Linked DNA regions of Homo sapiens: region 2 is linked to region 1. A link is an interaction called in ENCODE POLR2A ChIA-PET data of the cell type or tissue named here. Cell type or tissue: GM12878. All regions are shown on one strand. Links, peaks and the distances in the headings refer to the core of each region. The heading gives the core; the rest is flanking DNA. Region 1 overlaps ADAM17 (ADAM metallopeptidase domain 17). Region 2 overlaps GRHL1 (grainyhead like transcription factor 1).

What was found. Peaks named below come from ENCODE experiments on the same cell type or tissue, not always from the same donor. Only the 100,000 strongest peaks of a DNase experiment are listed, where the experiment ranks them.
Region 2: POLR2A ChIA-PET joins it to region 1 with 8 read pairs; 1 of 35 experiments calls an interaction of 5 or more read pairs at or near these places.

The regions. Positions count from the first base shown.
Region 1 is chr2:9,543,665-9,549,043 of GRCh38, forward strand. The region is part of intron 1 of ADAM17 (ADAM metallopeptidase domain 17); the gene reads right to left. Among named protein-coding and RNA genes, the nearest start is that of ADAM17, 9.5 kb to the right of the region's middle. In GM12878, for the core only: no CTCF peak of the experiment used is centred there; no DNase peak of the experiment used is centred there; H3K4me3 peaks cover 1,566 bases; H3K27ac peaks cover 3,423 bases.
Region 2 is chr2:9,964,425-9,969,803 of GRCh38, forward strand. It overlaps GRHL1 (grainyhead like transcription factor 1), which reads left to right. Exons shown (of 16, transcript NM_198182.3): 8 at 863-957. Among named protein-coding and RNA genes, the nearest start is that of GRHL1, 15 kb to the left of the region's middle. RefSeq lists a silencer at 1,221-1,320. In GM12878, for the core only: no CTCF peak of the experiment used is centred there; a DNase peak (open chromatin) is centred at 3,167.

The DNA of each region.
Region 1 (5,379 bases), core at 278-5,277:
ACAAAACCAGTTTTAAAAGAAAGACTCTTACTCATGTGTGGAAGCTAAAAAAGTGGATCTCGTGGAGGTAGACAGCAGAATGGTGGTTACCAGAGGCTGAGAAGGGAAGTGGGAGTGGTGGAGATGAACAGAAAGTGGTTAGTGTTACAAAAATACAGTTTGATTAGTAAGTTCTAATATTTGATAGTACAGTACAGAAATTATAGTTAACAATTTATTGTATACTTCAAAACAGCTAGAAGACTTGTAATATTCCTAACACAGAAAAGATGTTTCAAATGATGGGTATCCCAATCACCCTGATTTGATCACTACATATTATACACAGGTATCAAAATATCACATGTACCCAAAAAACACATATCACTAAATAAAACAAAAACTCAATTTAACCATACAACTGCCAAGAGACACCCCCCACCTTTCCCAAACCCCTTCTTTATCCTCTACCCAATACCCTACCCTCCTACCCTCCTACCCTAACTGGCTTCCAGAATGCTAGCAATTAGGCCTTTACCTTCCAGAGGAATATGGAAATCTGACAATCTCTAATGAAAAACCTAAGATTCTGATATCAAAAGTTTCCCAAATGAGGCCATGCATGGTGGCTCACACCTGTAATCCCAGCACTTTGGGAGGCCAAGGATCACCTGAAGCCAGGAGTTCCAGACCAGCCTGATTAACATGGTGAAACCCTGTCTCTACTAAAAATACAAAATTAGCCGGGCATGGTGGTGCATGCCTGTAATCCCAGCTAGTTTGAGGCAGGAGAATCGCTTGAACCCAGGAGGCAGATGTTGCAGGGAGCTGAGATTGCACCACTACACTCTAGCCTGGGCGACAGAGCAAGACTCCATCTCTAGGCGGGGGAAAAAAGGCCGGGCTGGGCACGGTGGCTCACGCCTGTAATCCCAGCACTTTGGGAGGCCAAGGCAGGGGGATCACAAGGTCAGGAGATGGAGACCATCCTGGCAAACATGGTGAAACCCAGTCTCTACCAAAATACAAAAAATTAGCCAGGCGTGGTGGCGGGCACCTGTAGTCCCAGCTACTCATGAGGCTGAGGCAGAAGAATCGCTTGAACCTGGGAGGCGGAAGTTGCAGTGAGCTGAGATCACATCACTGCACTCCAGCCTGGCGACAGAGCAAGACTCCATCTCAAAAGAAGAAAAAAAAAGCCAAAAAGGGCTATTTTTTATTCATTACAACATCCTTGCCTCACAATACTCAGCAAAAACCTTGCACATATCAGCACTCACATGTTCACAAACTGCACGAATTCTCAGTGCTGAAATGCAATATGGTCCTTTAGTTCTTCAATTTCCCTGATACAGGTTGGTACATGAACTCAGTTTCATTCAAGATCATAATCACTCCTACTGACTTAGGAACTTAACCTCAACATTATAGTTTCATTGTCAATAATATAGCCCAGTAGTTCTCAAAGTGTAGTTCCCAAACCAGCAGCATCATCATCAACTGGGAATTTGTTAAAAATGCAAATGCTCAGGTCTCCCCTCAGACCTGCTCAAACAGAAATCCGCCCAGTGGGATCCAATAGTCTGTGTTTAACAAGGCTTCCAGGCAAGGCTGACACACTCAAATATGAAAATCACTGAACTGGCTGGGCATGGTGGCTCACACTTGTAATCCCAGCACTTGGAGAGGCAGAGGCGGGTGGATCACCTGAGGTCAGGAGTTCAAGACCAGCCTGGCCAACATGGCAAAACCCTGTCTCTACTAAAAATACAAAAAATTAGCTGGGCATGGCAGCAGACGCCTATAATCCCAGCTACTCGGTAGGCTGAGGCAAGAGAACTGCTTGAACCTGGGAGGCGGAGGTTGCAGTGAGCCGAGATCACACCACTACTCTCCAGCCTGGGCAACAAGGCAAGACTCCATCTCAAAAAAGAAAAAGAAAAAACCACTGAACTAAGCTAAAGGAAGGTAACAACTCAAAGTAAAGAAAAAAACTTTAGCCACAAAGATGTTCATTATTCAGCCTTGCCTTATTTTCAAGGACAAAAACCAGAATGATGGTAAATTAGTAACTGTGAAATGGTTGGATGTTGTAACACTTCCAAAGACAGGGGAAAAAATCTGCAACTATTTTAAATGTCGTTCACAAAAGGTTTTTAAGAACATGGGGCTGAGGGCGGTGGCTCGCTCCTGTAATCCCAGCACTTTGGGAGGTCAAGGTGAGAGAATTGCTTGACCCAAGGAGTTCGAGACCAGCCTGGGCAAAATAGTGAGACCCTCATCTCTCCAAAAAGTAAAAATAAAATTAGCCAGGCATGGTGGCATGTGCTTGTAGTCTCAGCTACTCAGAAGGTTCAGGCGGGAGGATCACTTGAGCCCAGGAGGTCAAGGCTGCAGTAAGCCAAGATAGCACCACTGCACTCCAGCCTGGGTGACAGGATGAGACCCAGTCTCAAAAAAAAAAAAAAAGAAAGAACATGGAAAAATACATATGTTATAATGTTAAATATAGATTTCAGAAATATTCATATTGTATAATCTTAACTATGTATAAAAATAGGTCTAGAAAAAATAAGCACAAGACAGTAACATCATTGGTTATTTTGGGTATATTTTCTATAATAAGCACTTTTTAAATGTAGCTTGCTAAAGCACTTTAAAATACTTAACTAATGCATTTCAACTGCAATTGATTCTCTTTTAATAACTGGATATCTCAAATTGAAGATTCTGAAGCCATTACAAACTATAGTAAAAACAGTTCTTCCTTTGGAGCCAAACTGTAGCTACGTACTACTGCTATTGTGTTTTCACTAACAAGTAACCTCTCAGGTACTCAATATTTCACTGCACTTCACTTCCAAAATTCTAACCACTAGTAATCTCAATTTTTTACAGGCTTTACAACAGAATTTATATTTCTCCCCATTTCCCAAGAGTTTATCTCTTATCCATATCCAATTCTCTCAATAAACTTAAGTATAAACCACCTGCTTCTGACAGTAGAGTTTATTACAGTTAATACCAGACACTGCCGCACTGTCTATCTCAGCTCAGTGTCTGGCCATATTCTTTTTTTTTTTTTGAAATGGAGTCTCACTCTGTCGCCAGGCTGGAATGCAGTGGCGTGATCTCAGCTCACTGCAACCTCCGCCTCCTGGGTTCAAGCGATTCTCCTGTCTCAGCCTCCCAAGTAGCTGGGACTACAGGTGCACACCACCTATCCAGCTAATTTTTGTATTTTTAGTAGAGAAGGGGTTTCACTGTGTTGGCCAGGATGGTCTTGATCTCTTGACCTCGTGATCCACCCACTTCGGCCTCCCAAAGTGCTGGGATTACAGGCGTGGGCCACAGAGCCCAGCCCATATTCTCTCTTTAAAAAACTACAATGGCTGCCTACTTCTCTCTAGAATGAGAGCACCTTCCTTACTTTCTACAAGTTGCCACAGCAGTCATCATTTTGTTATCTTTTTTGTCATCTGCATTTTTTGTTGTTTTTGCTTTTTGTTGTTTTGTTATGTGCTTTTGTTATCTTTTTCATCCCCCTACCCCTCCTTTCTTGCACACACATTCTACACTTATTTTTTCTCTTTTCCACCAGACTCCATTTACTTGATTATTTAACAAATATTTATTGAGAACCTCCTACCTTTCAGGCACTAAGGATACAACACAGAGAAAAAGAAACAGACTTCCAGTATTGTGACACTGGAGGAAAGACCAAAATTATTATAAAGTACATCACAGACCAAGACAGAAGTAGCCACAGAAAGTTATGCACAGACACAGCAGGGGCATGATCCCTGCCTGCTGAGTCAAAGATGTTTTCCCAGGGAAACGGTTTTGAAGACCAGAAGGATGAGGCAGCACCCCAGAGAAGGAAAAGAAAGGAGAGGCCTTAGGTCAAGGGCATAACATATGCTGAATTCCACAAAAAATAGAACACAACACTTAAAGACGTGAAAGCAACTCAATGAGGCTACAGTGCAGAGCAGTACAGAGAGAATATGAAGTGTGAGGCTGGAGAGTCAGGCACTGGTCAGGCCATGAAGGGCTATGGAAGGAAATCAGGGATTCTGGGCTTTGGATAATGGCAATAGCTGTAAGTTGGAAATTTCATTATAGGCCAGCTGTGGTGGCTCATGCCTGTCATCCCAGCACCTTGGGAGGCCAAGATGGGTAGATCGCTTGAGCCCCAGGAGTTCAAGACAAGCTTGGGCAACACAGCAAAACCCCGTCTCTACCAAAAAAATAAATAAAATAAAATACAAAAATTAGCCAGGCGTGGTGGTGTACACCTGCAGTCCCAGCTGCTCAGGAGGCTGAGGTGGGAGGATGGCTTGAGCTCAGGAGGCAGAGGTTGCAGTGAGCTGATATCGTGCCACTGCACTCCAGCCTAGGCAACGAGGCCAGATCCTGTCTCAAAATCCAAAAAAAAAAAAAGAGAGAGAAAGCCAAGGTGGGCGATCACTTGAGGTCAGGAGTTAGAGACCAGCCTGGCCAACGTGGCAAAACCCTGTCTCTGCTAAAAATACAAGATTAGCTGGGCGTGGTAGCAGGTGCGTATAATCTCAGCTACTTGGGAGGCTGAGGCATGAGAATCGCTTGAACCCAGGAGGCAAAGGTGGCAGTGAGCCGAGATCATGCCACTGCACTCCAACCTGGGTGACAGAGTGAGACTCCATCCCCCCCAAAAAAGAAAGAAATTTCATTATGACTGCAGTGTGGAGAATGGGCTAGAGGGGAACAAGACCGGAATGTAGGAAATCTGCTGGTAGGCTGCAGAGCAAACCAAGTAGAAACCACTAAAAGACTCCTAGGTTGTGGCTCACTGTGATTAAAAAAAAAAAAAAGAAAACAAAACAAGAGAGGGGCTGATATCAGGAGACAATTGCATGCTGAAAGATTCTGGAGTTTTGAATGATAGAGCCTTGGGAGAAACAGAAATGAAAACAAAAGATTCTGGAGTTTCATATTCTATTTTGTTCCTTATACACAGTTGCAATTTCATTGCTCATTTACATAGGACTTCCTTTGCATTAAGTCATCATGTCTAGTTGTGTTACTGATGAGCCACATAGTGATTTTCAGCAGGGAGAGTAAATCTATGTTATCACAAGATTCTTAACACTGACATCAGCGGTAAAAAGTAGCCAATACTTTGTTCCTTCTAAAGGTTTCAAAGAAGAATAAAAAGAAAACGGGGCTTTCAGGCCTGTAACAAAATGGCCTTCTGGTTGTAGCTGTGGAGTTGCCTACAGAAGATTAGATAAACCTTCCACTCTCCCACTTCTCTTATATCTGAATTGTTTTGTCTCTGGGATAAGCTTTTATGGCCATTCACTTTAATGCATTGACATAAAGTATATCCATATTTTCTTCATTAAGCCCAGAGCTGAC
Region 2 (5,379 bases), core at 278-5,277, 420 kb after region 1:
ATCAGCTTCCTGCCGAAAGCATTTGAATTTTTATGCCAGCTACTGATCTGTTCCAAACACTGTCCTCGGCCTCCTGGAACCAGTGCTCTCACCATTGCTCCCATGCAGTAATGGGACATGTGCCCACGTGGTGGCTTTCCACAGGACACTAGGGCCAGAAGCCATGTAGCTGGCTAACCTGAGAATGTCCCCACTGTTCAGTCTGCAATTGCTTTAAGGGGTAATATCTTCTTTAAAAGATTCTGATTATTATTTGGAGATGATGGAGGTAGAGAAAAAAACAAGTAAAAGAAAGATATTGCTGCTGTGCAGTTGCCTAACAGTCTTCCCTAGTCACGTGCTAAACCGTGTAACTAACCTCTCTGTGGGCTGTAGTGGCAAACCTGTGCAAATCTGTATTTACTGAAGTAGCGTTACACAGACCTCTGTTCTTGCCATGTATGTAATTTTCATGTAAAACCATTGTCTGTATCACAGATGGCTGTTTAATATTAGTGTTACTTTTTTTCTTTACCTTTTGTAATGCTCTTGTTTCCTTTTCAGGAGAATGAGAACTCAGTTCTAATCTTGGTTCTACAGAGTAGTTTTGTGACCTTGGGACTGTTATTTAAACTTTTTAGACTTAAATTTCCTAATTGTGACATAATGAGATTGAATTAAATATGTCTAAGCTTGCCTCTATTACAAAAACTCTGTGATTCTTTTTCTTCGTATTTTGAACTTCTTCTAATCGAACAAAATGTTAATTTAAATTGTCCAGAGGTGATAATGCTAAAAACTAGATCTTATTTTGAACTGCTGGGATCCCATGTTGAAACTAAGACTCATGAGTTTTCATTTTCTCTTCCACCGCTTCCTGTAGCTGACTATAAAGAAAGCTTCAACACTATCAGTAACATCGAGGAGATTGCGTATAACGCCATTTCCTTCACATGGGACATCAACGATGAAGCAAAGGTGGGTGGTGAGGTCTGGGCGCCTTATGTCCAGCCATTTGAGAAATGGGAGGAGTTTAATGATTTGACAACTGATTTTTTTTTTTTTCACAGTTTTATGTGTTTCATTCTCAGGTGTTATGAAACTATCCTCTTCCCTTTTTATTCTCCCCTCCTCCAAAACAGATCATTTTTGTTGCCATCCTTTGCACAGAGTCCAGTGTGTGAAACATTGAGATTAAGTTGCACTCTGCCACTCCTGCCTGTTCAGCCTTGAGTCTGACTCCTCATTTGCTTTGCCTCATTTCCTCATTTGCACAGTGGAGGTGATATCTGTCTCCTCCCTCTATTGAAGGAGGTGTAAGGAGTAATGAAACAATGCCCATCAAACTGTTGGAGTGGCTTTGAGAAAGGCTCTTAAATATAAGTGATTATTAGTAGTACTCTGTTTCATATCATCACCTTGTAAATATGACTCTGTGTTAAGATTCTTCTGTCTTGGGCTTTTCCCATTGAAGAGTTGCCTCCAGTTCAGTTGGAGTAACTCTAATTGGCTAGAGTTACTCCTTGTGGGCGACTCTAATGGGAATTTTTGTGCCCTTGAAGAAAAATTCAGCATATTCCTAAGTCCTTTCTGCCTTGCCCCTGCCTTCTTCCCTGTGAGTGTGATCCTTCTCCACTCAATTATTAGAGTTCCTGTATTTCTTTCTTTCTTTGGATTACTTTAAAAACTGGGAGCTCAAGAAACTGAATAGAGGCCAGAAGTGGTGGCTCACACTTGTAATCCCAGCACTTTGGGAGGCTGCGGCGGGTGGGTCACTTGAGGCCAGGAGTTTGAGACCAGCCTGGCCAACATGGTGAAACCCTGTCTCTACTAAAAATACAAAAAGTAGCCAGGCGTGGTGGCACACGCTTCTAATCCCAGCTACTCTGGAGGTTGAGGCAGGAGAATCGCTTGAACCCGGGAGACGGGGGTTACAGTGAGCTGAGATCACGCCACTGCACTCCAGCCTAGGCAACAGAGTGAGACCCTGTCCCCCCCAAAAAAAAGAAAAAAAAAACTCAATAGAAACATAGGTGATTTTTCAGACAGTTGTTAACAGAAGACTGATCTTTAGTTTTCCTTACAATATTAGGTATAGCATTCTCTCAGAGACCTGGTAGAAAGAAGTGATGTTCATCTTCTTGTCCTTTCTCAGTCTCTGTTTTTTACTTTTTCTTTTATTTATTCAATAAGAATTTTAGTAACTTTTAGAATAAGACACTGTATTAGGTGCTGACTATTAGGGTTTCATTTTATCCTGCCCCAGAATGCTTTTGAAAATCATGTGACTGGGTCTTGAGAGCCATGTTCTGCTTGTATTATAATTGCTTTTCTTTCTTATCGTTGTCATCATGTCCAAGACAAACATGTGCCTTTCAGGCTGCAGACTCTAGGCAGTTGGGCCCACCAGGCAGTGAGGAAGCTTTAGGTGATTGTGGCTTTAGAAGGGTTTTCCTGCCAACCACCTCAGTCACATACAATTGTCAGGTGGCTGCATAGTCCGGAGTTTGTTGCTTGGCTAAGCAATAAATAGAGAAACTTTCCATTTTATATAATTGTTGTTACAGTTGTTTTGAAATTAAATATCATAATAGGACTCAGTCCACTGGCTACTACGAACAGCCTATGAAAAGTATTGGCCTTGTGCCCCAGGATGCTTTTATTCTTAAAGCAAACTGGAGTGTTACTTGCTGTTTGCCATTGGGGCCTCACTGAGAAATTGTGGAGGAGGCGATAAAGAGCCCATAAGTCCTGAGTTCCCTTTTCCAACTTATCCATGACCTTGGGTTAGTCCCTCAGTTCACTAGCTCAGTCCTTTCCCCTTGATCCCCCAGGAGAGTCACGAGGTTAGAGTGGCCAGCTCTTCTTCGTTGGGTGTGGTCAGGATTAATAAGCGCTTGTCATAGGCTTGGAGATCTTGGCCGAAAGGCCCAGCGCATGGGCAGGGCGCTTTGTTTGTTTGATGTGTCACTCTTTGGGGTGGGAGTAATGAAAGCCAAGATGACGGGTAGGGATAATGGCTTGTTTTATTCTGAAGGCCTGCAGCATATTTGTATTAGAAATATTGTTGGAGGAGTGGCTTAAGTAGCCTTAATAGCATTGCTAATTGATGTAGGTAAACTCAGTTTCATTTCCCCTTTCAGACCCCCAGCACTGACGTGATTTTAAGCCTTTGCCTGCCGCCAGAAGGGTGTTGTGCCATTTCTTAATGAGGCTGCTGTCTTTTTGAAGCTGATATCAGGCAGCAACTTCAAGCATGTGTTCTAATTAAGTATCGAGGTTTTTTGCTTTCCCTGGCCAACTTGATGTTTTCTGTTTTTATTCTTAAAGTAATTAATGCCTCAGGGCAGCAAGAGTGAACAAGTGTACATGCAGAATCCTGTATAGTTGGTTTTTTTTTTTACTGTTTTCTGAAAATATCTACTTTCTTTGCCCACTTTCTTGTTCTCATTTAGGATGCATTTGTTGATTTCTTTTTTTAATTGTAAGATTTATACTTGGCACATAATAATTGTACATATTTATGTGGTATTTGTTAATATGATTTCCAGTTCTTTCTCCCTCACAAACATAAGGGTTTATTGGAGCTATGTGGCATTTCCTCCCCTCCCCTTTTAGTGATCTCTAATGTACCCTTTTGGCCATGCCAGGATGAGTAAAACTGAAAATCTGTCAACATCTGAATCTTACCTGTAGCTTCTGCTTCTCCGTTTGGAAATGATGATAGTTTGAGGATGTTTTGGGTTGAATTGTGAATGCTTTGGCTTACATTCCACTTTGGGAAAAACACTGACGAAGCTAGGACCTATCTTACACTGGCCCTGTGTGCACTCCATTCATCACCATAAACATATGTCTGCCATTGTCATGGAAACTTTCGGAAGTTTTGGAACTTGTGAAAATTTGTTCGTTTTCAAAGTGGTGGAAGAGAAGGAAGTTGCTTTTTGAAAAGCAGAAATGTCTCAGAAACAGGCCCTTAGTGGGATTTGTCTGCTGTGTAGACGTATTTCATTCCTTTTATTGTCCTTCCACAAAATTAGATTTGTTTGGGTAGTTAAGAGTCAGAGGTCTCTGGACAGGTTAAAGGCCATGAGGCGTTCACATTTCATTGTGAAATAATCAGTATTCTTCCTGATGCACAGCTGAGATTAGCTGCTTGAGGTAATTTTTGCAGAGAGAAGAAGCAATTGCCTTTGAAGCATTAAAAGATGGAGCTTTGGTAAGATGCTGAAGTTTAGGATTTGCAGGACAAGATGAGGGCACTGGTCTCCTGCAGAAGAGAGGCCTAGGAGCTGAGGGGAGGGGTGCATACAGCGAGATGGGAGAAAGATACACATAGACTCAGCTGGATCAACATTTTCTCTGGAGCCAGCGATGCAGCTTTGCAGGAATTCAGAACTGAGCCCAGCACATATCCGAGAGCCTGCTGTGGACAAGGCGTGGGCTGGATCTAGGCTCCTGCCACTAGTTCCGCAGGCCAGGTAGATAGTGGCATAAGTGTCCCCATTTGTGGGGACAGCCTGAGATCTTAAATATGACATCATGTTTTCTTAGGAAAAATGTTTTTATCCCACTTTAAAAATGAACTTTGGGAACGCAATTTATAAATTGGGGCTATTTGTTCTGCAACAATTTCAGTATTTCCAAAACAAGCGAGTTTAGAATAGGCTGAACTGAATGGACTGCGCATCTTGGCCTAGAGTGTAATTTCTTGCCTGAGTTGTAAATCTTAAGAGTCTACAACAGCATTGAGATTTGCTGAGTGATAAGAAGCAAGGGCCTCTCGAAGCCTGAAGATCTAAAATAAACAGAGGAAAAAGAAGTTAGGGAGAGAGAATTAACTTCTTTGAATGCCTGTTATATGCTAGGTGCTGTGCTAAGGTGCCTCACCTATGTCCATAGTTAGTGGGGCATGGCTGCCTGCCCAGCACCCATAAAAAGCACCCAGTACTCCATGCTATTACGTGCTTGGTGCTTGGACATCCAAATGAGGCCTTCTGAGGAAGCTAAACTCTAGACCTTGAAATGGATAGAAAACATTCTTGACAGGGAAGATTACTTAAAAATGTAGGTATTACTATTAATAGAGCAACATTATGGACTCACTAATATAAATAAGAACACCTTTGCTAGTAAGAAATAATTTATGTTGGATTATATTATAACGTTTGAGTTGGATGAGTAACATTTAAGCACAGAGGAGAAATTATAAACTAAAAAGCTGCTGTATTGGAATCCAGTGAAAACCAGCCAGCTCTGAGGGAGGCCTGTGAGCCAGTAGGCACTAAAGGAGGGGATGTCTGGGGGTGGTGTAGGGACACCTTTGAGAGAGTCAGCTACCCAGTATGGCAGATGGGAAAACAGCTGCGGTCAAAGGAAATTGCAGGATTTCTCTGATCA